Regions from separate parts of the Mus musculus genome. Here regions 1, 3 and 4 are each linked to region 2. A link is a loop called in an ENCODE intact Hi-C map of the cell type or tissue named here. Cell type or tissue: heart. All regions are shown on one strand. Each heading gives the region's core, and the rest is flanking DNA. Links, peaks and the distances in the headings are about the cores only.

Evidence for each region. Peaks named below come from ENCODE experiments on the same cell type or tissue, not always from the same donor. Only the 100,000 strongest peaks of a DNase experiment are listed, where the experiment ranks them.
Region 1: it touches region 2 in a loop (16-fold over the local background); 2 of 42 quality-filtered maps call a loop at or near these places.
Region 3: it touches region 2 in a loop (9-fold over the local background); 9 of 42 quality-filtered maps call a loop at or near these places.
Region 4: a loop joins it to region 2, with 2.6 times the contacts of the local background. A loop is called at or near these places in 3 of 42 quality-filtered maps.

What each region holds. Positions count from the first base shown.
Region 1 is chr6:47,917,288-47,925,198 of GRCm38, reverse strand. It overlaps Zfp212 (Zinc finger protein 212), which reads right to left and starts at 4,631. Exons shown (of 5, transcript NM_145576.2): 1 at 4,450-4,631. The coding sequence starts at 4,473. It overlaps Gm52899 (a long non-coding RNA gene), which reads left to right. Exons shown (of 3, transcript XR_003956427.1): 2 at 284-367; 3 at 2,071-2,757. In heart, for the core only: CTCF peaks have their summits at 4,469 and 4,671; a DNase peak (open chromatin) is centred at 4,508; H3K4me3 peaks cover 2,165 bases; H3K27ac peaks cover 1,407 bases.
Region 2 is chr6:48,082,374-48,090,284 of GRCm38, reverse strand. It overlaps Zfp746 (zinc finger protein 746), which reads left to right and starts at 3,692. Exons shown (of 7, transcript NM_001163475.1): 1 at 3,692-3,970; 2 at 6,680-6,979; 3 at 7,111-7,192. The coding sequence starts at 3,947. In heart, for the core only: CTCF peaks have their summits at 2,779, 3,645 and 4,289; DNase peaks (open chromatin) are centred at 3,614 and 4,204; H3K4me3 peaks cover 1,963 bases; H3K27ac peaks cover 1,420 bases; H3K27me3 peaks cover 344 bases.
Region 3 is chr6:48,012,211-48,020,121 of GRCm38, reverse strand. It overlaps a transcript of Zfp777 not described here. Among named protein-coding and RNA genes, the nearest start is that of Zfp777, 32 kb to the left of the region's middle. In heart, for the core only: a CTCF peak has its summit at 3,706 (motif pointing left); a DNase peak (open chromatin) is centred at 3,791; H3K4me3 peaks cover 732 bases; H3K27ac peaks cover 571 bases; H3K27me3 peaks cover 5,000 bases.
Region 4 is chr6:47,826,244-47,834,154 of GRCm38, reverse strand. It overlaps Zfp786 (zinc finger protein 786), which reads left to right and starts at 3,650. Exons shown (of 4, transcript NM_177882.4): 1 at 3,650-3,759; 2 at 7,067-7,193. The coding sequence starts at 3,742. In heart, for the core only: CTCF peaks have their summits at 3,568 (motif pointing right) and 4,992 (motif pointing right); a DNase peak (open chromatin) is centred at 3,574; H3K4me3 peaks cover 1,415 bases; H3K27ac peaks cover 966 bases.

The DNA of each region.
Region 1 (7,911 bases), core at 1,771-6,770, 170 kb after region 2:
CCTGGTCTACATTGTGAGTCCCAGGCCAGCCAGGGCTACATATAGTAAGACCCTGTCTCCAAAAAAATCCAATAACAATAAATGTAAATAGTCAACATTTACTCCCTAATCTGTAGTGTTATTCTTAACCATAAATCAAATTTTGCTATCAGCCTGTTTCTGATTTGTTTTTTGTTTTCCTGTTCTATGGGTTAAATTTTCTGTCACTTTACCAGTATTATGACCTTATTAAACTATAGCTGTATAGTAGTTATTGATGCTAACACAAATCTTTATTTTATAGTAGTGACCCACGGATATACTACAAACATGAGTTTCACAAAAATCTCTCCAGAGACTGTGTCTGGAAATGCTTCAAATTCCACAGGTAAAGTTGAGAAATAACATTTTTAGGATAAAATGTGTTGACCCACGCAGAGTATGATATTGCATTGGAAGGAATTTTAAAGTATGCTCAACATTTTAACACATCCTCTAGTTTCCTATTCCAGACAGCTCTTCCTCTGTATCAATCTATCAAAAATGTAATGTTTTTTTTTAATCTATACTGTATCATTATATATAGATATCTGCTACTAGAAAACGGATAAAGTATTAATAAAGGATTTTGAGCATAGCCTTTCCCCAGCTCACTACCCCAGTCCCATTTTGGGGAAGGTTTTCCCTTTTCTTTTTTGAGACAAGGTCTTGCTATACATCTGTAGCTGTCCTGGAACACACAATATAGAGCAGACAGATCTTGAACTCAGAGTGATCCATCTGTTCTGCCTCCCAAATTCTGGGATTAAAGACACAGCCATCATGACTAGCTAAATTAAAACTCAGTTAGTTGTTCATACTAGCTTCATTTCAAGCCTTGACAGTCCTTGTAATTAGGGACAACTACAACGAATGAGGCAGAATATCTCGGTCCTCTCCATGGGTTCTAATGGGCGAACAATAATACCCAGAAAAAGACACTAAAGTCTTTTTCTGCTAAATAAATGCTATATTTGAATATTCTATAATAATGAGTTTTGATTGTCAATTTTTAAATCTACCTGAAGCTATGTAATTAGCCTCAAACTAGTTTAAAGATGTCATTTCAAGATGGAGAACTGAATCTTTTTCCATTATAAGTAGAGAAATACATTGGACCTCTAGCTACAATACACTTCTTAGCCAAGCTTCTTTTAATTGTATTGTTTTGACAATTGTTCTCATATCCTTTTATAGTTCAGCATTTGCATAGACATCTTTTGCTGTATTTACTATAAGCCAGAAGGCTGGATTTTTCCTGTCCTGGCAATCTTTGCCTTTTAACTCAATTATATTTATTGTAACTGACTTTCTAGTCTTTAGCAATCATCCTAGAAATTATAAAAAGTATATGTACAAAGGCCACTAGACTTCTTAACTCCAATCTCTTCTCCTGAGCTTCTACATCAATGCTGTCATGTAGTTTAATTACTTGTCATTAACTCAACAAATTACTGTCCTATTCAACCAGGCATTTAATCCTAGCACTTGGGAGGCAGAGCCAGGAAGATCTCTGTGAGTTCAAGGCCAGCCTGGTCTACATATTGAATTCCTGGACAGCCAGAGTTATGTAGTGAAGCCCTGACTCATTCTTACAGTTTCTCTATAAGAGAAACCCTGTCTCAAAAAACCAAAACCAAAAGGAACCCAAGAAATGAAGAGAGTTGTGAAGCCAACTTTGAGAACATTTGTTTAACAATCACATTTGATGTTTATGAAATCTTTCAAAGGACTTATTTTTTTCTTCTTCGAGACAGGGTTTCTCTGTATAGCCCTAGCTATCCTGGAACTCACGCTGTAGACCAGGCTGGCCTCGAACTCAGAAATCTGCCTGCCTCTGCCCCTCCCAAGTGCTGGGATTAAAGGCGTGTGCCACCACCGCCCAGCCTCTGTTCATATTTTAAGAGTTCCCACTTTCTGTTTTTTGGGTTTTTAAGTATTGTTTATACTACTTTTGAACTGTTGCATAAAATGATGGGTTTATGATTTACTATAAATTTCAAATATTATTTACACAGCTTTTCTCAGTATTTTTTATTTTTTTATTTTTAGTTGTTATTACCAGGACATGTATGTGGCCAAGCAAAACAGAATCTTCAACAGAAGAGATGTGTGAGAATACAAATATTTTCAAAATATGTTCAAAAACAGTTGAAATAAATTCTACAATGTCAGGACGATTAAGTTCAAGTGTAGTCTGAGATCTTGGTGGACCTTTCCTGCTTCCTCTCAGTGAGCTCTGTTGGTGATCACTAGGCTGGGCACGGCCAGGAAAGGAGTGGGTTGGCTTTCTCACTTCACTTTAGTGCTAATAGGAACCTACCTAGAGAAAACACTTATTTTACAGGCTGCATCTGGGTCTCAAGGGAGCCAGGTGCAGAAACACCATAAGCACCAGAGTCATGTTTTCTGTGAAGTGGTAACTCCTTGAGAAGAAACACAGAAAATCCTCCAGTCCATCCATTCTAATTAGTTCTTACCCACTTCCTAGAATAAGCATAGTGAATTTCAATCAAGGCAAAACTCTCAACACAAATTTTACTGCATCTCTTTTTCACGAAAAGATCTCAGGATTCCCAAAGTATTTCTGGACCCAAAAAGCCAAGATGCACAACGATAGGCCGCCCACTGGTACTGTCCAGGAGTCTGGAAATGAGACACTTCTAGGGGTCTGGACAGTGTTTGTTTTCTCTGCCAGTTAAAGAATTAAAAGGCGGGAAAAACTCAAGCCCCCCAGGTACCATCAAAAAAAAAAAAAAAAAAATCTCAAACACTACTGACAGAATCCACAGTTGAAGAAAAGTGTTTCCTGGGAGTGAGGAAACACATATGCAGCAGACAGAGAAAAAGATATTCTGCAAAGCAGGGGAGGGGGAACTCAGGAAGCTACCAGATCTGGGAGGCTGGAGCTTCATCCTCTAATTTAGAGCTGTTCAGGTGAAGATGGCTGATTGCTCATAGTTGTTGTGCAATAGGCCATGAACTTGTAGAGCTAGTCCATCAGCAGGGGACCTGCTGGTGGGAGACAAAAGACTAAAAAGCCTTTGCTTTAAGCTGCCAGTCTTGCCTCAAGTCAGGAGCATCAGGAAGATAATGTCCATCTTGGAAATCTGTCTGCCTAGCCAAGGCCTCTCTCCCTATCTGCTTACCCTGCAGGGGGTCTGTTTAACTCCTGGTCTCTTATTTACACCTGGATGCACAAGTAGGATTGCTCCAAGTTCAGAGCCAGCCTGGTCTACCTAACTGGTTCCAGGCAGCCAGGGCACAAAGTAAGACCTTATTTTGAAAGATTAAAAAACAAAAACTAAACAAAACAAAAAGACAAGAAAAATACTTATGCCTGTAATATCTGCAAGTTGGGAGTCAGAGGTAGGAGTTTACAGTCATTCTCAGATAGGCTAGGCTGGGGCACATGAGAGTTTGCCTCAAAGCACAACCACTACCAAACAAACCCCAGCAGAATGACTTACACCTGTAAACTTAGCACTGGGGAGGCTGAGTCGGGAAGATTGTCATCAGCTTAAGGACAGCCTGTGAGGCTCTGTCTCAACAGTGAAAAGCCAGTTCAGGTCCATCTATCCTATTTTCCTATGTTAACCTCTACTGTGACACAGTATGAGGAGACTGGAGCCAGAAAAAAAAAAACGTAAAAATGCTTACAAGGAACTCAACATTCTCAATTCAAGTTAAGGAGACAAAGGCCTAGAGAAGTGAGCATAGACTGCCTTCCGAAGACCATGCACTGAATATATAGATAGATGAACGCTGAGTTACGGAAGATATTCCTCAAACCAATTTTCAGTGTCTTCACATTCTCTGAAAAGAGAGACAGCTGGAAGAGGCGGTAAGCGGATAACAATGCGCACCCACAGTTTTGTAAAAACAAAACAAAACAAAAAACAAGCAAGCAAACAAACAAAAACAGCAAATACACCAGTCCCCAAGGAGAGAAGGCTTCAACCTGTGGCTGCAAACTCAGTACAGATAGCTATGGCAGAACATGGCAACCGGAGCAGAGCCCCACTGGTCGGAGAGAAGCCCTAAGTCCTGGGGTCTTCCGTAGCTGAGCTCAAAGGCAACAACCCAAACCCAGGGTTTTATCCCGCGCCTTCACTCCAACTCAGAAAACGAGTCCCTAGTTGGCACGAAGCAGGAAAATATGTGGGCGCAGTCACAAACAATTCAAAAAGCCTCGCAGAAGTTTCTGCGGAAAGACGCAGAGCATCCGGGCTCTGAGCCTGACGCAGAAGGACCCAGGGAGCAAGCGAGCGGGCGGGCGGGCGGAGGGCGAGGGTACCGGGAGGGAAGTCAGCATCCGCCGGCGCCAACGGCCGCGGAGGAAACCAAGCCTGCGACCGAGCGCCTCAAGCCCCGCCCCGGGCAGGGCGCTGTCTCCCCCAAGGCCCTCCCGAGCCGGCCGGAGCACCTTACCCGAGTAGGCGTCGACTCCGCCATGGTCGCAGTCGCCCCACAACACCGACTGGCGGGATACTGCTCGAACTGTACGCCGCTCCGCCAGACGTCCTCACCCTCCTGGAAGCCGCCGCCGCCGCCGCCGCCGCCGTGTTGATACAAGGTGCATTCTGGGAGCGCTCCCCACCCCCAAGAAGAGCGGCAGCGGCTCCTCCTACCGCGCGGTATTTCTGTTGCGCCACTGTGCTCCTGGAAGGGGAACAGCAGCCTGGAAATTCAGTCATTGAGTGTGGGGTGTAAGCGTAAGGATTCTCAAAATCAAGAGCATTTTCTGAATTTGAGTCCTGCACTCCGCGAAATGCTTTAAGAGATTCAAATATGTGCAAGTTTAAAAAGGCGCGGGAAGGAGAGAGAGAGAGAGAAAGGCGTAGGGAGGAGAGCGTGGGGACTAGTAGAAAAGGAGGCTAATGGGGGTGGATGTGAACACCATACGTTCTGGACTTGCATGCAATTGTCAAAAATAAAAATAATTTTTAAAAAATGTGTACAAATGTGTACACCCTTTTCTGTGAGGGAAGAACACAGCTGAAGCTAAAGAAAAGGTGAATTCTCATAGGCAAGTGATTTTCTTCCATGCTCACCTATGACTTGGCTTTTTCTGGTCAATCCATTATAGAGTGTTAATTATGGTAATCACTTGCATTGCAGAATTCAAGATAGCCTTAATCACAAATAATTAACCTAGTCCTCACCGGGCAGTGATGGCTCATGCCTTTAATCCCAGCACTTGCGAGGCAGAGGTGGATGGGTTTCTGAGTTCGAGGCCAGCCTGGTCTACAGAGTGAGTGCCAGGGCTAGAAACCCTGTCTCAAAAAAACTAAATAAATAACCTAGTCCTCATGCCAGGGTGCCAGGGTATTAGAGGCAATGTGTTCTGCATTCTGGCTTGGAAACATCTGGCCACATCATTACCACCCCAGCGCTCAGGTGTTTGAGGCCAGCCTCAGCTATATAGTGAGTTTTTGACTAGCCAGAAATATCTAAAGAGACATTGATCCAAACAACACCCCCAAACCCAGTACTTGCAGTACTCAAATGCCTCATTTCCATTACATTGTCCTGGACATGCTGAGTGAGAATGACATGAGTTTCCACTAAGTGTGAATAGCTTCCTCTAAGAATTCAAGTACTCTCACTAGACTGGTCCCTTCTTCATTTTTCTGCAAATGATCCCTGTCTACACTGACTACAACTAACAACTTTCTCTAGAACCCAAGCCGATGGCCTGCTGAAAAAAAAAATTCTCAGCATCTGTTTTAACAGGCACTTAAAAACCTACATTTATATTAAAATAATAATAATTTTTTTAAAAGCGCTGACTCATTTAAGCCCCCCACAGCAGTCTGGGTGTGTCTGTGCCTTCATTTTATCTTTGTTTGTTGCCTTTGTTTGGATCAAATTCCTGCTTGACTCCATAACCGTGTCAATCAGTTGAGTGTGTCTACTTGTCCCATCTCATCCCCTTTCAAGCTGAAGGCAGAGGTAAGTCATTGTCCTGAACCAGCAGTCACCTTGAATCCCTGGAAGAGCAGAGTGTAAAGGATAGATCATGTCTCAGATAAGGGCAATTATCCTTGTGTGTGAAGCTGTACCCTGGAGCAGACCTCATCTTGTAAGAACCAGATGGATCCTCTTAAGCAATTCAATGGCAGCAAGAAGGACTTCTAATCACTTCACAGAATCAGAACTGGGACAGCGATCATCTAGACCATTTATTGACCAAGACAGCTTAATTACGTGACAAGGACTAGCCTCAGCTTGGAGAGGTGTTCTGAGTGGAGGAGTGTCTGGGAACAGTGAAACAAATGACTCAAAGTCAAATTGTGGGTCCAAGCTGACGGCCTATGTTCTGCTGTGGATGGCTTTCCAGACCTCTCTATGTGTTCAAGACAGCTTTTCAGAACACTCCCTGTGTTCTTCTCTGCTTGAGACAGCTTTTTCTTGCTAGTCTAAAAACTCTCTGGATAGCTCATCACTTGCAGATCAAAAACCCAGTTTTTTATTTACCTATCAATTCAGTCGCTCCCTTTTTATTATCCCATGAATCGGCATCCAATGACCCCAGCCCCTCAATTCTTCTAGAAAGAGAGAGCAAGCACAAGCACAGACAATAAGATATCTGGGTGGGACCCAGAACTCTGCCTTGAAACTTCCATCCCTACTAATAGGCCAAATCTTTTAAGTTTAGACCTCATTTTAGAGAACCTGATCTAAGTTTAAGTTCAGGTAAACTAACAGGCTCTTCTCTAGCATTAGTTTCCAAGTTGCCCCTCCAACAAAACCGGAGCCCAGCTCCTGTCTCTAGGCTAATCCCCAACAAGACCAGCATCTCCAAGTTATTCCCCCAACAAACCTGCACCCCCAGGTTACACCCCCTGCCTAACAATGACCAGTGCAGAGGGGGGCAGAAATTAAGCTTATGATATGACTCCCAGCACCAGCCAATTATGTTAAAGGCTACAGCAGCTTTCCAACTAGATACTTGCACACTTACCCCCTGCTTGTTGCTTACTATAAAGCCTTGCCTTGATAGATATTCGTGAAGGCAGTGTGCTGACGGAGGGGGGGGGGAAGCTAGCGCAAATAAAGACCTTGCTGTGAGTTACATCAGATCAGCTCCTGACTATTTTTGGGGGGATCACTAACATTTCCCTTGCACTACCACTCCTGGGTCTGAACCTAGATTTTCTTTGTCCCAGACTGACCTTGAACTCAGGAATCTACCTACCTTTGTATCTGCTTGTCTTTGTGACTTTCTGACAAGATGGCTCATAGTGCAGCTGACTCTGTTCCTTTAGATCTGTGAAGATCCTTATATAATTCATATTGCATCCTATGTTTTGCATAGTTGAGGTATTATATATTTTTGTGCTCATGTTTTCAGCATTTTCCCCACAGCCTTAAGGGCTGTCCTGAAAGTCAGTGTTCTACTGTTGTAACCCCCAAATTACTGGTACTAGAGAGACTTCAGTGTTTTAGAGACAGTTTGCCTCTGTGTTCCCCATCAGAGACTCCCATCCTCCCTCCCCCTCCCCTAGTGTTAGAATGGCACTCAACACTCCTCCTGATAAGCAGCAAAACTCCTGGAGACCTTAGAGAAATAACAAGCTCAAGGGAGACCGTAGAAAACAAGATAGACAGAGGTCAGGTCACAGACAGACTGGCCATAAAATTAGTCCTTGAACAGATACCCACCCTCTACTCCCCTTTCCTGTAAATATTCACACTATTCTTATGAATATAAATCCAGTGTTTTCTGGAAACAGGGTTGCTTCCCAGCATTCACACAGTGAGTGCTAGGTGGATGAACCAAGTTCGAACTTGAAAATAAAGGACTCTTTTTCGAATTGCAGCAGACTTTGCAATTCTTGGGTTTCCTGTGAACTCGAGGCACAACACTACCATTTTGCTGAGACAGAC
Region 2 (7,911 bases), core at 1,211-6,210:
AAGAAGCCCTGAATTAAGCCACCATAGAAGGAATGAAGTACTAGGCTTCAACTGGGCCAAGTATTAAAGCAAGTTTGTATCTCCTGAGTGTGGTGACATAGTCTTTAACCCCAGAACTCTGGAGGGAGGCAGTACAAGTGGATTTTTGGGAGTTCCAGTACTTCATAAAAAAGACTCTGTCTCAAAAAGAAAAAAAAAAAAAAAAGCAAGGCGTGTCAAGTATGTTTCTAGGGTGACATCTTACACATGAGACAAAGAGACCCAGGGAGACTGGCTGACTTGATCAAGAATCTCTGGCAGTTAATAGCAGAAGCTGCAGGTTTCCAGGCTCCCAGGTCTCCATGAATTAATTTTTTGGTCTTCCTGCACTCAGAAACTGTTCACTGTTAAAAAGGTTTCAAGATCCCCACATTCAATTACACAGCCCCATAGAGGTTTACTACCCACAGTTGAAGCTGTTGGTCACTCTATGTGGTTATTTGTTTACATTCTCATAACCACTGTGAGACCCTTGGACTTTACCTCCCAGGCTAACAGGGCTTCTTCTAAAATATTTGCTGACTTTGGTTGCTTTAGATTTATTTATTTTATATGCATGAATGTTTTGCCTGCATGTGGGTATGTGTACCATGTGTACACCTGGTGTCTTTAGAGATAGGAAGATGGTATCAGATCTCCTGGAACTGGAGTTACAGACAGTTGTGAGCCACCATGTGGATGCTGGGAACTAAACCCAGGTCCTGGAAAAGAGCAGACAGTGCTCTTAATTCCTGGGCCATCTCTCTAGCCCTGGCCCTTTGTTTGTTTGTTTGTTTGTTTGTTTTGTTTTTTAAACAGAGAAGAGTTGGAGTTAATAAAGATATTTAATATCAACTTAGACACAAAGGTTAGCAGAAGGATAGATACTCAGGAAAAAGCAAACCACAGCTGAGAGCGTGGCTGTGGGCGTCTCCAAAGAAAAGCTGAAGAAAATAAGAACCACATGTGGGCGTGGCTCTTCAGTGGAAAGGTGCCTTGGCTTTTCTTTTTTTAATCCAGGACTTTGCAGCAAAGCTAACAACCACAGGTCCTGATCGCCTCTTTTGCGCTCACCTCTACAATGGTACTCTTGCCAGGTGTTTTCCTTAAAAACATTCCTCTAGATCATAAAACCAGTCCCACTTATGGGCTCACCCCAGCAGAGGAGATGCTTTGGGTGGGGGGGGGGGAATTCCTCCTTGGAAGAAGTACCAAAAGAAACAATAGGAAAGGACCTGGGGCAGATGCCAGAGCTGTCCCCTGTAGTAAGGGTAAGAGTGGACTTCATCCTTTGAAGAACAGACTCTATGTCAGGGGATCCGGGTAATTATTTTGAGAGGCAATCCCAAGACTTTGGAGATCTCAGAACACAGCTGAGCTAGCAGGAAAAGAAGAAAATTAGATTTGGGGAACCAGCCTCCTCAAATATTAAGAATAAGTGCTCACCCAGGGCAGTCCCCAGGGTAAATTCAATTTTTACACAATAAGAAGGATGTATTCTAATGGCTCCATCCCTTCTCACACCCCTACAGACCACGCAGGCTGAGGAGAGGATAAAGGAAGTGTTAAGATCTCAGTCCGTGACTTAGGGTTTCTCTTGCCACAATGCAACACACCATGAGAAGAACTTGGGGGAAGAAAGGGTTTCTCCTCCTTACACTTCAAAGCATCATTCACCATTGAAGAAAGTAGTTCAGGAACACAAGCAGGGCAGAAACCTGAAGGTTGGTGCTGATGTCAAGGCCATGGAGGCATTTGTTTTTCTCAGTTAGGATTCCCCTCTCTCTATAAGATACAATTTGCAAAACACATGAAACTCAAGAAGAACGAAGACCAAAGTGTGGACACTTTGCCCCTTCTTAGAATTGGGAACAAAACACCCATGGAAGGAGTTACAGAGACAAAATTTGGAGCTGAGACAAAAAGATGGACCATCTAGAGACTGCCATATCCAGGGATCCATCCCATAATCAGCCTCCAAACGATGACACCATTGCATACACTAGCAAGATTTTGCTGAAAGGACCCCGATATAGCTGTCTCTTGTGAGACTATGCTGGGGCCTAGCAAACACATAAGTGGATGTGCTCACAGTCAGCTATTGGATGGATCACAGGGCCCCCAGTGGAGGAGCTAGAGAACGTATCCAAGGAGCTAAGGGGTTCTGCAACCCTATAGGTGCAACAACATTATGAACTAACCAGTACCCCGGAGCTCTTGACTCTAGCTGCATATGTATCAAAAGATGGCCTAGTCGGCCATCAGTGGAAAGAGAGGCCCATTGGACATGCAAACTTTATATGCCCCAGTACAGGGGAACGCCAGGGCCAAAAAGTGGGAGTGGGTGGGTATGGGGGACTTTTGGGATAGCATTGGAAATTTAATTGAGGGAAAATACCTAATAAAAATATTTTTTAAAAAAAGGATTCCCCTCTCTCAAATGACTATAGCTTGTGTTAACATAAAGTTAGCCAGCACAGTCAGGGAGCTGGGGAAGGAGGGTCAGTTATTAAGAGTAAGAACAAAACTTCAGTTCCCAGGTTGCTCCCAGAACCTGAGACCCCTGACCTCCTGCACACGCGTACACATATTTGCATACATATGTGTGCATATACATAATCAAAAATAAAAGTAAATCATAAAATAAATAACGAATGGCAACAACAAAAAGATCTCAGGCACTGGTCTTGCAGGCTCCTGCTAGGGGGTGGCATGGAAGGCAATTCTGAATGGCAATACATCTTCTTTGCCACACGGGGCTCCACACTAGGCTTCTGGAGAAATTTTACATTTTGACTTTTTTCTTCCTTTCCTTGTTATTAAAAAACAAAAATATGAATTGAAAAAAATTAGGGGTCTGGGGTCTACTGGCACTACGTTAATGGACATGCTTCCAAACCTACCTAAACTTTGTTAGACATAACCTTTTATATGAACACTGTATGAACATGAATAATACACATGATAACACACATCTTGTTATACATTTGTTACGCATTTTAACGCCAAAATGAAGTAGTTCCGGACTACTCTCGTTCAACATCTTTCCACGCTTACCTGATATATCACAAGAGGGCGTTGGATCTGCGGTAACTACAGCTTGTGGTGAGATGCTGGGAACTGAAACCCAGCCCTCTGCAAGAACAGCAAGTACTTTTAGCCGTTGAACTGTATCTCCAACTGCATTCAAAAAGATTTTAAACGATGGCATTTTAACCCATTTTTCATGTCATTAAAATGTTTATTATAGTATACATACTATAGAAACCCCACATTTTTTGTGTCATTAAAATGTTTATTATAACACACATACATAATCCTACAGAGAACCTACTGTGACTTATCAAGCCATATTTCTATTGTTGGAAGCATTCATTCCATTTCAAGGCAAAAATAGGCGTGCTACAGCTGGACAGCTGCGGAAGTGACCGTGCCGGGGTGCGCACTGCCTGCCGAGGCCGTACCCCCAAGTTTTATACCGCCAAACCAGGTGGCACATCGCTGGTGAGCACTGGCGCCGCGGGGGGCGTGGCGATATGCGGGGGCGTGGTCGGAGGTCGGGCCGAGGCGGGGCCTCGTGAGGAGGGCGGGGCCAAGCGCGGCGGCAAGCGGGTGCCGGCGCTGCCGTTCGCCGCTCGAGCTGCAGGTGGAGCTGTGCCGCCGCGCTGCCTCCAGGAAGCCTCACGGGCCTTCGTCGGCCTGGCCGCGGCACCGGCTCCCAGGATGCAGTGTGGAGCGGCCGGGCGCTGACGGCGGCGGTGCGGCTGCGGGCGGAGCGGCAGCAGGCCGGCCTGCGAGGAGCGCGGCGGGGAAGGTAGCGGCAGGCCCGGGCGGCGCTGCCGGCGGAGAGGACCCGGCAGCCGGGCCTGCGTGGGGCCGCGCGCCGCGGCGTCGACTTCCTTCGCGCCGAGCAGGACAGCGCAGGGCCATGGCCGAGGCGGCCGCGGCTCCGGTAAGGGCGGCCCGCGCGCTTGGCCTGCGCGGCCTCGGGCCCCGGAAGGCCGGGGCCCAGCACACTGTGCCGCAGGCCCCAGGAGGGCTTCCGGGCCAGACCGGGCCTGCGGGTCCTGTGGCTGCGGCGGGCGGCCGCGAGGTCCTCCGGGGCCTACCGGACCGGGTGGAGCCGAGCGCAGGGAACGGCCGTCCGCGCCCGGGAGGCCGACCTGCGCCAAGTTCCCGGTCTGCGCGTCCCCGGGCCGGGCTCCTTCCTCAGCGCCGGGCCGGTGCTTCCCTCTCCCAGCTCCCCCCAGCGGCCTGGTGGCACCTGGGAGGTGTCCGACGTCGATTCTGTAGACAGTGAGCACCCACTATGTGCCCAACCCTCCTCAGGCGGCACGCGAGGACTGCTCGTATTTGTCCAGCCAGGCTGGCGCTGCACTCAGCCCGGTTTAGGCATGATTTTGTCTGCACTGCAAACCTGTGGGGTAGTAACTATTATAGTTATTATTTCATACAAAAGAAAAGCTGAAGGCCCAACGAAGTTAACTTGCCAAGAATCTCAGCGAGAAAAGTGTGGGAAGACAGTGCTCTCACAGTTCAATGTCTGTAATAAGGAAAGCAGTCCAGGTACACGAGTAGCCTTATGGTCGAACAGAAAGAGGTCGTAGCCAACCTGGTGGAGGTTCGAATGCAGGTGCTTAGCAGACTCTGGTGCTCCTCCCGCCCAGCCAGGTAATCTGTGCTTCTGTGAGTTGAGTTAGCTAGGGTTTCTAGGGCTTGGGCAAAGAGAGGCAAGGGCCAGACACAGGACAGTGCAAAACTGGTCCACAAGCCTGGAGATATGGTTTTGGATATGAGGCTGCAGAAATGGAAGGGGCTGGGAAGGCCTGGGCTTCGTCATATGGGTAGGAAAGAGTTGAAGGAATTGGCATCAGTGACTCCGGTCTCAGAGTACTGGCTTCCCTAGCTGTTTGGCAATTGACTATCCCACCTTCGCTTTAAGTTAGCAAGGTGCTAGGCTTCAGTAGAGCACAACCCCTACTTCCAACTACACAGGTCAAAGACCATGGACCCCATTTAAAAAAAAAAATTAAACAAGAATGACATCAACAAGATAGATGTTTGTGCAAATGTCTTTGTGTAACACACAGATTGCAGCAGAGAGAATGGGTGGCAAAGTACAAGGATACGTCTGAAATAGACTCTAGTCTGGGGCAATCCCAGTCAGGGCTGGTCCTGAGGAGTAAGGGACCAGAAGTGTCCTCCACAGCACTTGCTCCCTCTAACAGTTCTGCCAGTCAGAACCCATCTGAGACCCACTGAACGTCCCCAGTCAGAGCCAGTGTCCTTCCTTCTGTACAGCCTGAGGAACTCTTGAGCACCACCCAGGCAAGCTTTTCTGCCTCTGGTCAAGCTCTCATGTCCCCATTTTCTCATGTCTTCCCATTTTCTGGTTCTCAGCAACTCAGATGAGTCCACACTAGTTTCTAGAACTTGGTTTTTTTGGTTTTTTGTTTTGTTTTGTTTTTGTTGTTGTTTGTTTGTTTGTTTGTTTGTTTGCAAACAGTCACCAATCTTTTTTGTTCAAGAATATTCTTCTAGAATATAAGAAACATCCATCTTCAGGCACTGACCAGAAATGGCGCCCATGACAGGATCTCTGATCTACCCTGTGGGTTGCACCTTAGATGTACATGGAAGAGCTCCTCCCATTCCCTACCCAAATGTGTTCTTTATCCCCAGTAGGTAGTCACTAAAGCCTCTATGCCACTCCCAATGACAGGGATGCATCAGTCTTATGATTGTTGTTGCACATGTGAAAAGTATGACTATCTGCCTTCCTCACCAGATTATAGTTTATCCCTGATCTCAGGACAGCTCATGTCTGAGAATGATTCTTACCTTAAAGGAAGTTCAGGTGGTATAAAGAGTCCAACTCAGTGCCAGGCATAGCAACACACTTGTCACCCCAGAACTTGGGTGGTAAAGGCAAGGAAAACCAAGGGTTCAAAGCCATCCTCTGCCACTTAGTTCTAGAGCAGCCAAGGCTATGTGAGACTTCATCACAAAAACCAAGCAAAATACTCAGTTCTTTGATTGGTTAAAATTGGCAGTAATGGTAATTTTAGCTCATGGGGGAGGGGCAATTAAGAAAGGACCAAATCAGATTGTCCCAGAGGAAGGGGAATTAGCCATTGAGCTTATCTGTCTGTTAAGTGGGGACATGAAATGCTTTTTTAAAAAAGCAGTTGAGCAACCTCCTTGTTTGTACCTCTCAATTGAGCAGCTGGAGTTTTTGCTGGGTCATCATCATGCAGTTCCTGTGCGATTGTGACAGGAGTGCAGGCTGGGCTCTAGTAAATCTGCAGTGTATCGTTCATCCACTAAAACAGCCCAGCAATGCTAAGTCATTGTTTATTTTGCAAAAGTGCACTGTGTGTTTACCATGTGTTTAGCGCGGTGCTATGAAAAGACACAGTGTCCACCAGAAGAGATGCTCACTGTAGCGACATACAGGAAATGACTGAATAAGGTGGAAAGCACCAAGATAGGAATCTACACAGTGTGCTCTGCGGTCCTAAGGCAAGGCACCTGCCAGACTCTGGCTACTTCTGTTATACCCAAAGAGGCTATCACTTCCCCTATACATGAGCTCCCCTAGGCCTAGGGGTCTTGAAGGCTCAGTGCAAAGAATGATGCTGGTTTCTCTTCTTTCTCAAAGATTTCTCCATGGACAATGGCAGCTACAATTCAGGCTATGGAGAGGAAGATTGAATCACAGGCTGCTCGACTGCTTTCTCTAGAAGGTCGAACTGGGATGGCAGAGAAGAAGCTGGCTGACTGTGAGAAGACAGCTGTGGAGTTCAGCAACCAGCTGGAGGGCAAGTGGGCCGTGCTGGGAACCCTGCTGCAGGAATATGGGCTGCTGCAGCGGCGGCTGGAAAATGTGGAGAATCTGCTACGCAACCGGAACTTCTGGATTCTTCGGCTTCCCCCAGGCAGCAAGGGCGAGGTCCCCAAGGTAGCTTTTGGGAGCTCTGGGGTGGTGAGCCTGAGGGTCCATGCCTGAAAGTGTGTCGGTGAGCGAGCGTGACACTGTGGTTTCAGGTGCCTCTGACCTTTGATGATGTGGCCATGTATTTTTCTGATCAGGAGTGGGGCAAGCTGGAGGACTGGCAGAAGGAGCTCTACAAGCATGTGATGAGGGGCAACTACGAGACACTGGTCTCCCTGGGTAAGCATAGTATACACCTCTGTAAGGTGGGATTTTACGAGTCCCAGACCTCTTTGTGACATGGTTGTTGTCATGTCAGTGATGTGCAGACCCCTAGATAATCTGAGCAGGAGACTCCTCTCCCCCGACCTTCCTTTCTTGCCTCCTCATGCTGTTCAGTAGAGTCAGATATTCCCTTCTGCTTGACGGAGTAGCAGACCAAGGAAAGCGGTGACCTCTGTCCTCACTAGGCCCAGAGTACTGACATCTCCATTTTGGCTGAGACTGGAGTACAGGTGTGCTGGCAGCTCTGCACTGTATTTTTAATCAACTCCACTGCAGCAGAGGAATTGTTCTCTTATCATGGAGTGGGTGGCTTTTATGTGACACAGCACAGGGTCTGTGAGAATAAGAGTAGTAGACCTTGCCTTTCAAAGCAGATATTCTTTCTCTGCCCCAAAGCCCTACTGCCCCTGCCCCTGGAGCTACTGTTCTGAAAGACCCTCTTCATAGTCTTCCTTCCTGGACAAGAGTATTTGGTGCGATTCTGCTTTGCAGACATGCTGCTGCTGCTTAATGAGGCCTTGTCCAGCACCATGAGCTCTGTGGACAGATGAACAGTGGGTGGGGTCTTTTACTTGCATTGTTGAATGCGCAGGAGCATCTCTCCCACCCTCTGGACTCTACACAAGACTGTTCAAAGACTTTGAGCAGAATGCCTACCATTGACAACTGCTGTT
Region 3 (7,911 bases), core at 965-5,964, 70 kb after region 2:
TCTCATAGTGGGAACCTTTAAATTAAAATTTCTTCAAAATCAATCTTGAATTGATCACTTCTCGTTGGGTTCCTTGAAATGTAGTAAACACATACAATCTAACTCTTCTATGTCTGACAAAGAATAGACAGACGCAGGCTCAGAGAATCAAAAATGAAAAATGAAAAAAGGAAGGAAGGAAAGAAGGAAGAAAAAGAATTTAACTTAATACTACTGACAGTGGTCTTACATAAAAACTTCTGGTCTGAAATCATCACTCAGGATTTTATCAAGGATAACGATAATGACGTATAGCTAGCTGACTCTTATCATTACCAGGTATTATACAAGGCAAAGGCTTCTGTTTTATCCCATAAAAAGCTATGAAATTGTTACCCCTGTCCCTTTTACAAGATGAAGTTAAGCCATCAAATTCACATGGCCAAAATTTAACTGAAGTGTGGCCCCAAAGAATTTGCTGTCATGCCTCCCCATTTCAGTACAGATGGTATTTAATAAAAGAAGGCAGAACTGCAGCTCTGACCCTCGTGGGCACCTCAGGTAAACCTGGACATCTTCCAACCCTGTCACAGCATTGGGACAGTCAGTACCTTTTCCCTAACCAAGATCGAGTAGGTGCTGCCCACTCATTGGAAGAGGACTCTGAGAAGACGGCCAGTTTGCATGTTTGGCACAATAATGGCCGTGGTGATGTGAGCTACACTGTACACTGAGGTGAGTGAGAGGTTCTGTCTGAGGTTGTCACCTTAGAGGCCCTTTGTGCAGGGATCACAGCAGCAGTTGCAGGAAGGAGATTCCTATAAGAAGACACCACCTAGTAAAGTGCCACACACTCTGCCTGCTGCAGGACAGTGCTACATCCCTCCAAACATGAATAGGAACAACTTGGAACTTATGCTCTTCCTGACAGCCTCCAGCGTAACTAGGATTACAGATGCCACCAGGCCTGGGTCAGAATCACTTTAAGACCAACACGCAACCTGTCCTTTATTTACAACTACGAAAACTATGCTCACAAAGAATTAAAATTGACTAAATCCAGACAACTTCCAAAACTAATTTCAAAAAAAAGCAAACGGGGTGGAACTAGTCGGCATGTCTCAGTAGGAAGTTTGACAAACAAACTCCAACTCCCAGATTCCATAGTGGAAGTACAGAAAATCCTGTTCTAAAGGGCTGTCCTCTGTCCTCCACCATGGTACATACACACACACAAATAACTCTGGAACTATGGCATTGATTTTTCCATGAAAGGTTAATTTAAAATTACAGGATTCCATGATCTAATTTTCTGCACATATATGTTTATAAATTCTAAATCCTAAGGACAGGGGTCAGACCCAGAGTCTTATGCTAAGAAAGTGTTCTTCTCATTTTGCCACCATTCAATATCTCTGATGGTTCCTGTGTGCCAAGTGTGTCTGTGACAGGATCAAGTAGGTTTTCCTTACTGAGGAAACTTTTTGTTTTTTGTTTTTCGAGACAGGATTTCTCTGTGTAGCCCTGGCTGTCCTGGCACTCACTCTGTAGACCAGGCTGGCCTCGAACTCAGAAATCTGCCTGCCTCTGCCTCCCAAGTGCTGGGATTAAAGGCATGCACCACCACGCCTGGCCTGAGGAAACTTTTAAGTGAACAAACAACTTATTTTCCTGCTGATCAATTTCATTCCTAATCATGACAGAAGAAATATGCATTAGCTACCATCTGGCATGAGGACTTGTAGCCATTTTCAGACCTGTGATGTCGACATGAAGTGTGTCACTAGGAAGAGCCTGCTGCCCCTCTCCCTTTTAAAGACGGCCTCATGGAGCGCAGGTTTGTGGAGAGCTCACTGTGGATGGAAGGATGACCGTCTGCCTCATCTCCCAAGGGCTGGAACAACCAAATTCAAGACACAAAGCTTTATCAACTATATGAAGATGGGCCAAATCTGCAGCTCAGTTTTTCTGCACTTTGTCAGTGTTCCAAACTTTTGTTTGCAGCCTCTAAGTCCCTTGTTTAAATGGAACCATTTAAATAGTAGCGCATCCTTCCTGCTGGCCACTGTCTGCCTGGCCTTCTGGACTACCAAGAGAGAAGCTTGCTTTAAATCTAAGGTTCTGACCAAGCACCTGTGACTCTTAACATTTCCCAGTCTCAAACCAAGCTCTGGATGTCTAATTTATTCAGTGACACTTGCCATAGTTACCTCATTCCTGGATGGAGCGAAGTTTCTTAACTTTAATTTCCTTTCAGGTTTCACATGCTTGGCAGATATTCCTATCAGAAGATGATAAGTCCCCATAAACTCACCAGGAAAATCTCAGAAGCCAAAACTCACCAGGAATTCCTGGAAGGCTTTGGAAATGACAGCACAGATGTCCTTAAAGGATCCATTATAATTTCAGCACATGCTCCCACTGCCTTTTCCAGGGAAGAATCGGGGACCTTGCCTCATACCTTGTAAGCATCCTGGAGAGGCTATACTGCCCTGGGATTACAGGTACCTCCTAGGGGTAGCACTTAGTGGCCATCATGCGTTTGATTTCCCTACAGATGGGGACAGCTTTTACTTACTTTGTACTTGCTCTGGAGTCTGACACCCAGGCTTATCAATCTCATGGATAAATATGTTACATGTCAACAATGATAAAAACTTGGCCTCGTGGGAACAGATTTTTGGTTTTTTTAAACAGGATGGAACTAGGTAGCCCTGACTGGTCTGGAACTTGCTATGAAGAAGACTAGGCTAGCTTCAAACTTACAGAACCCTGCCTCTTCCTCCCAAGCTCTCAAGACCACCATGCAACACCACCTTCCCAATCAGAAATACTTTCTTAATTATAGACAATCCCAAACCAGTGCCCTGTGTGGGGGCACAGCAATGTCAGTGTTCAGGAGGCTGAGGCCAGCATGTGCTCTACAGAGGCCAGCCAGGGCTATAGCAAAAGTCTGCCTCAATAAACAAACAAAAAATCTAAAACTTTTAAACGATACTATCTTTTAGTATGCATTCACTCCAGTAATGCCTCTCATATTTAGCCCACGTACTCGGTAGCGTCTCCAGGCCCCTGCCAAACCCTCCAAATGGGTGCCTGCTATGTGAGAGAAAGGTACGTAGAGGTCTCATGAGGAATCCAAAGACAGGCAGGCTGAAAGCGAGACCTAAGGAAGATGGTGTGGTGTGCCTCCCGGTACCAAGGACCCCACTCCACCTTTCGAACTGAGCATAAACTGCTGGAATCCGGAATAAGCCAGGCTTTGGGACTCTGGTTTCAGATGCCTGGCTTAGCTGTCTGGCCACTCTCTCTGGCACGATTAGAAGCTCTGACCTTGGGAAAGATCTCCCTACCCCATCATCTAACCCCTTCCAGAGGGGGCAAGCCCTTCAGACGCCCAGAGAACCCCCAGAATGGCCCATCTCTTCTGCCCCAAGGACTTTTAAAGAAACCTCTCAAATCCCAAACACGTGTGTGGCAGTGAGACAACGAGCCAAGGCTCCAAAAAGCCATCCTATTTTCTAATCCCCGAACAGTATTTTTTGGGTTCTATATTTATATTTTCAATAAATGTAAATAGATCATTGTTTATACCTTTAAACCAATTTTAATGGTGTAAATTCCAAATGTCCTTCCTCCCAGCATCTTCTCCCTGGCCTCCATAGGCCTGGCACACTACCTAAGCTCCTGCAGGCCCCCACCACGTCGGGCTGTGCTGGCCGTTGTGCTGCCCCCTGGCGGCCAGCACCGAGAGGGCCTCGGAGGCCGGCGCCCACCTGGCTGTTGGTGGCCGCTCTAGGAATGTGAGGGGGGGGGGGGGCTCTCGGTGGTGGTGGTGGCGCAGGCGGTTTCCGCGCGCCCAGTCCCCGCGCCACGCCCAGGGGTGGCTGGCCCCAGAAAGGCCAGCCCCAACCTCCTCGCCAGCAGCCTGCCCTTCCCACTGCAGCGATGCCTCAACGCCAACTTTTTTTTTTTTTCTCTGCACCCTCGGGGCAGCACGGCCTTGTTCCCTGGGGTTTGTGCTGCGGGTTCTTTCTCCAAATCCCCAAGCAAACACAATTGTGCATACACCAAGGCGAGGCCTCAGGAATTTGCAGGTGATAATAGATACCGAGACTTACTCCCAACCGAGTGCTCAAACCAGTTGCAGAGAAGAAAGCCAAAAGCGAGGAGAAAGGAATGAAGAAGTTCACGGTCCTTTAAGGTTTATGTTTAAAAAAAAATGTGTATGTGCCTTTGAGCATGTGTGTGCACATGAGTGCAGCTCCCAAGGCCAGAGGCACCCAATCCCCTGTTGTAAACTGAGCTTCAGTTCTCTGCAGGAGCAGCAAGCTCTCGTGGTTTTTGTTTGTTTTTAACATTTATTTTATGTGTACGAGTGTGTTGCCTGCATGTTTACATGTGTACCACAACGGTCAGAACAAGATGTTGGGTCCCTTGGAACTGGAGGTATGGATACACCTTATGAGAGAGACACTGTGTGGGAACTGGGAACTGAACCCAGGTCTTCTTAATGGGTCAGCCATCCTCCAGACTGTCTTTTGAGAGGAAGGTCTTACTATATGGACCTGGCTGGTGACCTCACATTTTCATCATCCTCCTGCCTCAGTCTTCCAACTGCTGCATCACCACACCCACCGGTTCTCTCACAATTTTGGAGAAAGTCTAAGTTCAATGTGGGACAGATAGGTCCTTTCTGGATGTGTTAGTCTGAGTGCTGCCTCTGTGCCCAACTGAGCTTCCACTTTGCCCCATTCTTATCTTTGAAGACAGGGTGCCTGTAGGCCAGAAGTCTTTCCTTAGGTGAGCCATCAGGAACTACTATTTAAAAGATGGTTGACGGAATGACCACTAGTCACCCTGTGAGTTCATCATAAATCCTGTTTGCATGCTAAAGAACACACCATCCTTTGCCATAACAACAATTTCCATAGCTATATTTGCAAAGAACCACTAATAGGGATGAGGTAGGAAAGAGAAAGAGTCGTCAAAATTCCCGGCAAATCTCCCATTCTCAAAAAGCACACTACCATTCTCCTTTGAGCCCACCTGCCCCCATTTCCTTTACTCTCTAGCTTCCTAGACACCAAGAATTTATTATGGGGTTTATCTCCCACATCTCCTATTCTTGGATAATAATAAAGGACTCACTACTCAGGCTTCATATTGGTTCCACAATTCCTAGAGGGAAAAAGGACCCAGTTTAGGTACAGAAACCTGCAGCCTTGGTAATGAATCTGCTCTCTGCCTGCCTCTTATGCTTCTGATGATGGCTCAGCAGTGCTTGGCTGTAGACCCACCAGCTTCAGCAGCAGACTCTTTGGTTTCCACGGGAGGCCCCTACAGGCTTTACATGGAAAATTTTCCCCGTGAGGGAAAATCAAGCTCGGTTTACCTGACTTAGGTAACCTGTGCTGGGCCAGGACTTCTCAGAGTCCGATATCCGCTCACTTAATGTTGCCATATCTAAGCATAGCACAATTTTGGGAAAAGTTTTCAGATATAAACTCAGCCCAGAGAGTACAACAATGCTTAAGACGTGTTTTCATGGACCCTCTCTACAAAGTACCTGTGGCTTCATGCTTAAGATGGGTTTTGGTTGCCTTAGAAGCAATACCCAAGATAAGGGTCTAGGGAGAATTCTCTAGGGAAAATGGCTGAGATAAACACAGCCCCTGTGGGAGTCAGGATTTGGCCCTAAGAGAGCATAGAAGTCACTTTAAAGTACAAATAACATCTCTCATAAGGGTGAGTTTTATGGCCTAGAAATAATGTTCAAGGTTTTAGGGAAAAGGGGTCTGGGATAAGTAAAACATAAATTCTGATAGATACGCACACATAGAGCCCAGCTCATCAGACAGCAAAGGATCAACAGGCTGTAAACTGTATTGATTCTCAGCATTCCAGGAGGAAGACAGGTTAAACATCTCTTTCCTATGAAGGTGGCTGGTAGCTTAACTTTCCCGGCTTCTTCTGTGCTTGTCTGTGTGGACCAGCACTCTCTGCCCTCTGCACCACCTGTAGGATCCTGAAGAGTAAGATAGAGCTGAGATCATTGACCTATGTCAGAGCTGGTCCCAGAGGTGAGCTCCAGTTATCTAAGCCCTTGGGAGATAGAGGCACCAGAATCAGGGATTCAGTCATCCTCATCTACATGGTTAGATGAAGGCAAGCTTGTGTTTCATGAAACCCTGTCTCAAAACAAAAGAATCTCAGAAAAAGAAAGGAAGGAAGGAAGGGGGAGAGAGAGAGAGAGAGAGAGAGAGAGAGAGAGAGAGAGAGAGAGAAAGAGAGAGAAAGGAAGGAAGGAAGAAAGAAAGGAAGGAAGGAAGGAAGGAAGGAAGGAAGGAAGGAAGGAAGGAAGGAAGGAAGGAAGGAAGGAAGAAATCATCTCAGGACAAGTCAGGGTGAACTAAAATCAGAGTTCTTGAAGAACAGTGTTTAATGTAAATTGAACATAGATATTAACAGAAGGAGAGAGAGAAACTGAGGTGTAGCCCGTGCCTGTAATCCCAGCAATTGGTGAATCACAAATTCAAATTCATCCTCAACTACACAGCTAACTTGAGGTCAGTCTGGGCAACATTAGGCCCTGGCTCAACAAATACCCATGAACTGGGCTGGAAACACAGCCCAGTCGTTAAGAACATCTGTTGCTCTTCCAGAGGAATCGGGATTTGATCCTACGGTTCAGAAGCCAGAAGAGAAGAGAGCATCAGGCTCCCCAGAGATGTAGTTACAGACAGCTCCTGCACCTCAGTGTCCTGACTCCAGGCCTCTGCAAGAGCTCTTAGGCCATCGTCTCTCCCATCCCACGGAATTCTAACTCATACCCAGATCACAAGGAAGTCGGGATATAAGCAACACCTCATAACTTTGTTTATAAAAAATACTCTCTTTAGCCAGGAGTGGTAGCTTGTCCCAGTAACCCCAGCACTCTGGAGACAGAGGTAGGAAGGAGGATCTCTGTGAGTTCCAGGCCAGACTGGTCTACACAGGGAGTTCCAGGACTACACAGTTAGACACTGTGAGTGTGTGTGTGTGTGTGTGTGTGTGCGCGCGCGCGCGCGCGTAATATTTACTATGTTTTTTGTAGCCCAGGATAGGGGTAGTCTTAAATTATGATGGTCCTGCTTTAGCCTTCTGAGTGTGGAATTACAGCCTTGCTGAACCAGTAAGATTCTTGTCATCCTCCACCACATGGCTGACAGGACTCCTTCCCCTTTCCACATTGCTTCATTTTTTTTTCTCTTTTTATTCTGCCTCAGACATGCATCACTTCACGTTTCCTGCCCCCAGTTCCCTCTTATTAGGAGGATGAGAGCCTCAGTTTTTAACTTGTTACATCAGCAGTGACTTTATTTTCCAGTTTAAGTCACATTCAGAGGTTCTTAAAACAAGAATGTTAGCAAAGCCGGGCGTGGTGGCACACGCCTTTAATCTCAGCACTCTGGAGGCAGAGGCAGGTGGATCTCTGAGTTCAAGGCCAGCCTGGTCTACAAAGTGAGTTCCAGGACAGCCAGGGCTATACAGAGAAACCCTGTCTGGAAAAACTTAAAAAAAAAAAAAAAAAAAAAAGAATATTAGCAAAGCGGCTCAGACTGTGGTCCCTCACCTTGTCTCTGGAGGACTCCTGTGGTGTCACCCCAGCCTTCACCATATGCTTCATCTTCTCTATCTTTCTAATCACTGACATCTTAATCAACTTAATTCCCCCATCCAATCCCTGCCATTTTTAGGAAATTTCACTGACTCCGGGAATTCTTGAAACCACTCAGTTGAGAGTAATGTCTCTCTGTCTTGTACTGGGCTCACAGCACTTACCAGTGATAACTAAGGTGATGTTGAATGGCTGTGGTGTGTTTACCTGTCCTTCCTCCACTAGAAGCCACTCCTCAAGGGTGGGAACCAGGAAACTTCACACAACAGCAG
Region 4 (7,911 bases), core at 1,220-6,219, 260 kb after region 2:
ATGCTCCTATGGATATGAAACATGAACATTTGTATGACTAAACAATCCTTAATCCTTTAACTTTTTGAGGCATGTAGCCCAGGTAGTGAAGGATGACTGTGACCTCCTGATCTTCCTGCCTCTACCTCCCAAAGGTTGGATAAGCAAGACACATTCAACTGAGCCCCACCAAGCATCAGGGCTAGCTCTGTCTGTTCAAAATAATGATGCCATCACCAAGCTGTTAAATGTTTCATCCTCTAAAACAGTGGTGTAGAGAGAATATCTTGTGTATTGTATGCATATATCACCTGTCAATTAAAAAGCCTATGGCCTTAAATAGGAGGTAGAACATCCAGGAGGCAGAAAGGTTTCTGGGTATGAGATTTGTCCAGGACGACGTGATGAGGGATGTATGAGGGATGCTTCTTCTGGTCTCCACCTCCTGCATTCACATGATGCACAGAAACTTACAAAACCTCACACACATAAATAAAAAATGAATCTGAAAACAAACAAAGAGGACTGGAGAGGTGGCTTGGTGGTTAGCAGCACTTGTTGCTTTTGCAGAGGACTTGGGTTCTATTCCCAACACCTACAAGATAGCAACAACCATCTGTAGCTTCAGTTCCAGAGGACCTGACATCCTTTTCTGGCCTCCAGGGACACTTCATACACATGAATACAGACATATAGGCAGGAAAACCAAGACCCATAAAATAAAAATGAGTATATCTTTTAAAGAGAGACTTATATATATCCTCATGTTACAACATATAATTGTAGTCCGGGGTTGACACCTCAGAAAAGTGAAAGCATATGCTTACCCAGAGACCTCCAGTGGTTGTTTGTATTGGCTTTTGTGCCAGCTAGAAAGTTAAAACAGCCAAAATGTCCCACAGAGGAGAATGGTTGCTTAAACTGGCAAGTTTATTTTTGTTTTTGTTTTTGTTTTTTTGTTTTGTTTTGTTTTGTTTTGTTTTGTTTGAGACAGAGTTTCTCTGTGTAGCCCTGGTTGTCCTGGAACTCACTCAGTAGACCAGGCTGGCCTTGGACTCAGAAAACCAACAGCTTCTGCCTCCCAAGTGCCTTTAAGCCCAGCACCCAGAAGGCAGAGGCAGGTGAATCTCTATGACTTTAAGACCAGCCTGGTCTGGATTGTGAGTTCCAGGCCAGCCAAAGCTAAAGATAGTGACTGTCTTGGGGTTGGGGCAGGAGAGAGTTGCAACATAATCTAATTGTCCCTGTAAGTATATTCTTTTTCTTTAACTAATACTTTGATGCCTGCCCATGTTGCCAGAATAAGACTCATTTTCTACTTGAGGAGTGGATTAAAGAGAAATCTGGGGGAAATTATACCTCGCTGCTTCTCAAACTCATTACTTCATCCTTGTACTATTAAGGCCACTTTTAATGGTAACAATTTAAAAGTAATCTCAGTCTAGCCTGAAGGTTGTATTCCCGTTTGGGGATTTATACTTCATTTTCTCAGAAGTATGACTAATAGTCAACTTACTACTTGACATCAGAGAGAAGGGAATTCTTGACAGAGAGCAGGAACAATATAAGGTCAATTGTGGAAACAGTTTTTAGGGACTGGAGGAGACATGGCTCAGTGGTTAAGAGCACAAACTCCTCTTGTAAACAGAGTTCAATTCCCAGCAGCGTATCAGGAAAGCTGCCTGTAACTTCAGGTGCTCTGATATTCCTCTGACCTCCTCAGCATAGCTGTAGCCATTTTGTTCCATGCCTGCCAGCTATTTCATATTGTTGCTGTAACATGTCTGCCAGTTGCTGACACAGAGAAGTGACTTGGCTTAGAGCAAGGACATCCTTACCACACACCCTGTTTTGTTCTCTTTGAATGGACTGTATGAGGTTTGCAAATCTTAAGAAATCCCACAAAGCTTTATGTAGGACCCATCAAATCAAAGGTCAATAAGGACTGTTATGTCTAAAATAGCTTGAATCAGAGCTAACCACTGGGCAGCCCTTCCTGCACCTCCGTATGAGATCATTGTGGTTTTTGTCACTAACACTGAAAAATGCTACTAATAAGCCAAAAACTTATGACTATAATACTCATGTTCTCTTATCTCGATGTTCTGAAATTCCTCTGTTAACCATCCTCCACCACCCCCTAACCTTACTCAGGACCAATCAACTTAAAGGATTATTATAGCTGATAATACTTTGCCTAGTAAGCCAACTGCTTCCCCCCCTTACCCTTGAAACTTTTGAACCTGTTTTTTTTTCTGATAAAAAGTCTACCCCGAGAGTAGACTATTACCACAATTTGGTTTTATCTTCTTGTGGTCCTGGATGTCCAGTATTATGGTGTGCATTCAATTAACTATTCTTGCTTAACTGAAATTGGTGTACATATGGTTTATGTGGCAATTTCCTGAACAGTATGCAGACATACTTGCAGGCAGTAAACAAACCCTACCCACAAAAATCGTAAAAATAAAGAAAAACAAACAAACAAGGACACCCCCCCCCCCCCGCAAGACTGTTTGGCAAGGTAGTACAGGCCTTTAATCACAGTACTAGGGAGGCAGAGGCAGGTGGATCTCTGAATTTAAGGCCAGTCTGGGATACATGGTTAAAATTCATTTTGATGGTGGGTTTTGGGTGGGGTGTGTGCTGGAGGGTAATGACATGTGGGAGTCAGAGAACGCATTGTAGAATGGTTTTCCTTTTTTCATCTCTACCCTGATCTCTGGAATGAAATGAGGTTGTCAGGCTATAGCAGCAAGTGTTTTGTCTACAGAGCTAACTCATCGGTCCCCAGTATGATATTTTCTAAGATAAACCATTCAATTAGTAATATATATGTGTTCATGTCACTATTCTATGCCAAACAGGTACATGTACACTCCGGGACTATTTAATTTCTCTCTCTCTCTCTCTCTCTCTCTCTCTCTCTCTCTCTCTCTCTCTCTCTCTCTCTCTCTCCAGACCCATAACACTCCTGGAAAAAATTTGAAGTTAATTGTCCAGGGATATTAACTGTCTTCCATTTTTGCTTCTCCCTTTCTTATTTTTCTGTCAGTGTCTTACTCTCTTTCTGGGTTTCCATTTCTCCCACGTCCCTTCTGTAGCTTTCTCTACCACTTTATGTATTTCCTTTAGAATCTAAGGCTTAGATGCCATGTGTGCTCCGTCTTCACTCCTAGGGTACACCTGTGACCTGCTGCAGAAGCCTGCTGCATGAGGGTTAACCTTATTTCCTAGGGCTTCCCCAGTCACGGGAGGGAACTCCACGCATGCGCAGGTCAGTGGCGTGCTCTCAATATGGATGGACAGGATTTGTGGGAAAATATACACCTCTGGCCCTGGCCAGGTGTATCCCTTAGTGGCAACCTGTTCCGAGGGGAGGCTCTTTTTCTGACCCTTTTCTTGCCAGTCTTAGTCCCCATCTTGACTCCAGAGCTCACTGCAAAGATGGACCCTGTGCACCCAGTGCTTGTCTGGAGGTCTGGGCCTTCTCTCCACTCTCGTGTGTTCTTTGTCACTGTAGGGAAGAGTGGGCTGTGGCCACGCGAGGTTCTGATGTTGAGCCGTGCTGCTCCTCCTGCCCGCAGGGGGCGCTGTGAGACAGGATGACGGCTGCGCTCCCCGGCGACCGGGCCGGGCGGTGGAGTTGGGGCGAGTGGGAGCGGCGACCTGGGGTCGGTGCGGAGTGAGTGCACGCTTTATCGCCCGGGAACGTGGGCGTCGCCGGGGCCAAGGCTCAGGCTAGGAGCGTCCGCGCTGGCCATGGCCGGACCCGCTCGGGTAAGGGCCCCGCGCGGACAGGGCTGAGACGGGACCGCGGGCTGCGGCGGCGGCGGGACCCCCAACAAAGCCGCGTCCGCGCGGTCGCCTGCGCCCTGTCAGCAGCGGCTCCATAGCCTTTTCTCACCAGCAGAGTAAACGCCTGCGGGGGATGGGTTTCCTCAGGTTTGCAGTGATATCCATGCGGGTTTACGGTGTCATAATTTAGCCGCACGCAGACCGTGCTCATTGCCTTTCCCTCATTGAGTGTATGAGGGAAGGACCTCACGCCAGGAGGGTAGAAACGGACAGTAAAATCTGCAGGGAGCACGCGCTGTTGGATTATTTCTTGTTTTGTTGAAATCAGGGTTTAAAGGATATGGCTGGTTTTTATTATGTTGTTCTTATTGCTCTACTAAGCATTCTTGATTATTAAATAAGGCTTAGATAAAACACCTTGTACATTCTCAACAGATGTACATACAGGTTTTCAGGATTGAGTATGTAAAAGACAGGTAGCACGTTAATCATTTCTAAGCAGAATTTTGAGTAAGTGGAAGATGGCCATACCTATAGATGGAAAAATAAGCATAAACTAATCTTTCAATTAATACATAAAATCCTTTTCGGTTTCATGAAATAACGGATATTTGTGAATTTATTCAAGATTGGATAATAGGGCTCAGTTGCCTTCCTAATCCAGAGGTTGTGTTGTCCAACCCTCAATGGATACCTAAAACGGAGTATAGTAGGAGCTCTAATGTAATACTTTACATTTTACTCAAGCACGTCCCAGTATACTATTGCTGTGGGGACCCTTGCAGTTTAAATTATGTTGGCAAAACTTGTGTGATGTTGTTGTCTTCACAATTTAAGAGGTTGAAGGTTCATTCTTACTACAAATTTTAGTGACTTTAGCATAGGATTTTTTTTTAAGGTAGGAAAGTGGGAAATGTTCACTTTACTCCTAAAGGAAACATTTGGAAGCTGGACCTGGTGCTGGGGAAGCAGAAGCAGGAGGATTGCTGCAAGACTTGGGCCAGTCAGTCCTGGGGAGTGAGACCTTGTTTCAAAAGCCAAAACCAATTACAACACAGCTTTTCTTTGATATCTTTATCTGAATCACCAGAACACATACTCTTGCATTTTGGTGGCATTATTAAGAAAAGTAAGAGTGTGTGAGCACATACTTTGTTACAGAAGAGTAGATATTTTTCTGTGTGTGAACTAGGCTGTGCTTTCTTAGCCAGTAACCACTAGATGCCAGTAGCATACCTCCTGAAATTGTTACAACCAAAACACTCTCCAGGCTTTGCCTAATGTCCCTTGGAGTACTAATTGTCCTGACTGAGGACCGTTAACCTAGGGTTTCTCACAGAAGAAACTGCATGTAAGCAGATATAGAGTTTTGTTTTGTTTTTCCTTAATACATCAGAAACTAGTGAGTTTTGGTTTGGTTTTTGGTTTTTGAGACAGGATTTCTCTACATAGCCCTGGCTGTCCTGGAACTCATTTTGTAGACCAGGCTGGCCTAGAATCCGGAGATCAGTCTGCTGCTGCCTCCAGGGGGCTGGGAATAAAGGAAGGCATTTGTTATCACACCTGGGACAAAAATGATTGTTTTAAAGTGTTATAACACAAACAACTTGCATTAACTTAAAACATTGGCTTTCTGATGTAAATGCCAGTGAATCAATAGACTTTTTAAAATTCAACTTTAAATACCACCTTGACTTTAACAAAAAGATGAGTATAAAGTTTAAAAAATTTGAAATAATACATACTTTAATAGCCCTAGAAAACAAAGACACACTGATAACGAATGAAGCTAAACTCATTAAAATAGCAGCATGATGTGGGATTACAGTCATATAAAGAGTATTTTCAACTAACAGATATATAATTTCCATAGTTGTCATTTTGAGCATCAGGAAGTATCTATGTTTCCAGTCAGCCATGGTAAGCACAAATACTAAACAGTTTTGAGCTAGGGATATTTCTCAAGGGTAGAGAAGTTGCCCAGCATATGCAAGGTCCTGGATTTAATCTCACATACAGAAACTAACTCACTCTCACTCACACACACACATATTAATAGTCAGGTTGTTCATATCCTTTGATTTAGTAACACTCAAGTTTAGACTCTATTCTACAACAGTAAAAGTGCTCATACATAAAGAATCACACTGAAAAGAAGAAGAAGAAGAAGAAGAAGAAGAAGAAGAAGAAGAAGAAGAAGAAGAAGAAGAAGAAGAAGAAGAAGAAAAAGCCGAGCGTGGTGGTGCATGCCTTTAATCCCAGCACTTGGGAGGCAGAAGCAGGCAGATTTCTGAGTTTGAGGCCAGCCTGGTCAACAGAGTGAGTTCCAGGACAGCCAGGGCTACACAGAGAAATCCTGTCTCAAAAAACCAGAAGAGGAAGGAGAAGGAGAAGGAGAAGGAGAAGGAGAAGGAGAAGGAGAACGAGAACGAGAACGAGAACGAGAACGAGAACGAGAACGAGAACGAGAACAAGAACAAGAACAAGAACAAGAGAACCACCACACCAGAGCATTGTTTGTAATGACGGATGATGGTAGCCAAGCACAGTGGCATGTGCGTTTTAATCCCAGCACTGGAGAGACTAAGGGAGGTAGATCTCTGTGAGGCCTAGCCCAGTCCTGGTTTACATAGCCTGTGAAAACCTGCCTTAAAATAAATAAATAACATTTACAGAGAGAAAAGAAGCAGTATGTATATGGCCCATTAGAGGGCTCTGTCTCCTTGTGGAATATAATGCAATAATTCAATTTACCACAGTGTAAGTTTACTCCCTTGTACCAATCTGAATAAATGACCATGACATTAAGTGAATGAAGTTTCGCACTGAGTTGGTTTCATTTTTGTAGTAAATATTCCACCCATACATACAGATATTCAGTTTGAGACGCATAGAAGATGGGTGCAGTGGTGCTATCAGGGCCTCAGCTTAGATTTAGGGGAAACAAATTGCTTTATTATTTAATTACATTTTTTCTTTATTTTTATTTTATGCATATGGATGTTTGTCTGCATGTGTGTCTGTATATCACATCTGTGCAATGCCTCTGGAGAGCAGACAAGGGGGCACTAGGTTCTCTAGGACTAGAGTCAGTGATGGCTGTGAGCTACCATCCGAGAGTTGGGCATGCTGAGCCATCTCTCCAGCCCACAAGTCACTTTTGCAGAAGAGTCTGCTGAGTTAAAAACAGCTGTCCACTCTGTGAGTCTCAAATTACTTATGAGAGTGAACAATGAGATGGTCTTTCGTAGCCGTCATGACGGTATCTGTATGATGTCTTTCACTTCAGTTCCCACTGACTTTTGAAGATGTAGCCATTTACTTCTCTGAGCAAGAGTGGCAACACTTAGAGGCCTGGCAGAAGGAACTTTACAAGCAAGTCATGAGAACCAATTACGAGACTCTCATCTCTCTAGGTAAGGAGCTTTCAACTTCTCTGGTGATTCTTGCAACTGGATCTTCTCAGAGCCCCTTGGTCACTTGATACACCTGTTAGGTAGCAAGATTGCTTAGATATAACCCAGAAAGGCTTTTTCATCTCTTTATTGTTGTTGTTAATACTAATGTATACATCACCGGTTTGTCCTTAGAGGTGGACCTTACAGGGAAGTATTTAAGACAGCATGTAGTATCATAGTCAGAGGTAGCAAGGATGAATGTTAAAACTTTCCCCATCACACTTTACTCTGAGATTGCCTGATTTTTCCACTGAGAAGCACACCTGCCTGTGCCCATAAAGTACCTGTATGCCTTAACCTAGAAAGTGGCTTCTCTGCAGCTTTCCAGTGGGGTTAAAGATTGCAAGAAACGAATGGTCTTCCCTGGAGTGTGATTCTGCAAGAGTGTACCTTGAGGTGTTTTGAGAGTACCTGACTCTGGTTAGGATAATGGATTTTTTTCCCTTCTTTCTTCTCCTTTTTCCTTCTCCTCCTCCTCCTTCTTACTCCTCTTCCTTCTTGTCCTCCTCTTCCTCTTCCTCCTCCTCCTTCATCCCTCCTTTTCTTGTGTGTGATTCTGGAGATGACACCCAGGTCGTTGCATGTGCCACCCAAGGGCTGTCTCACTGACATACACTTACAGCCCCTTTAAAGTTCTTGTTTATTGGATTTTTCTGTTGCTGTTTATTGTTTTTTT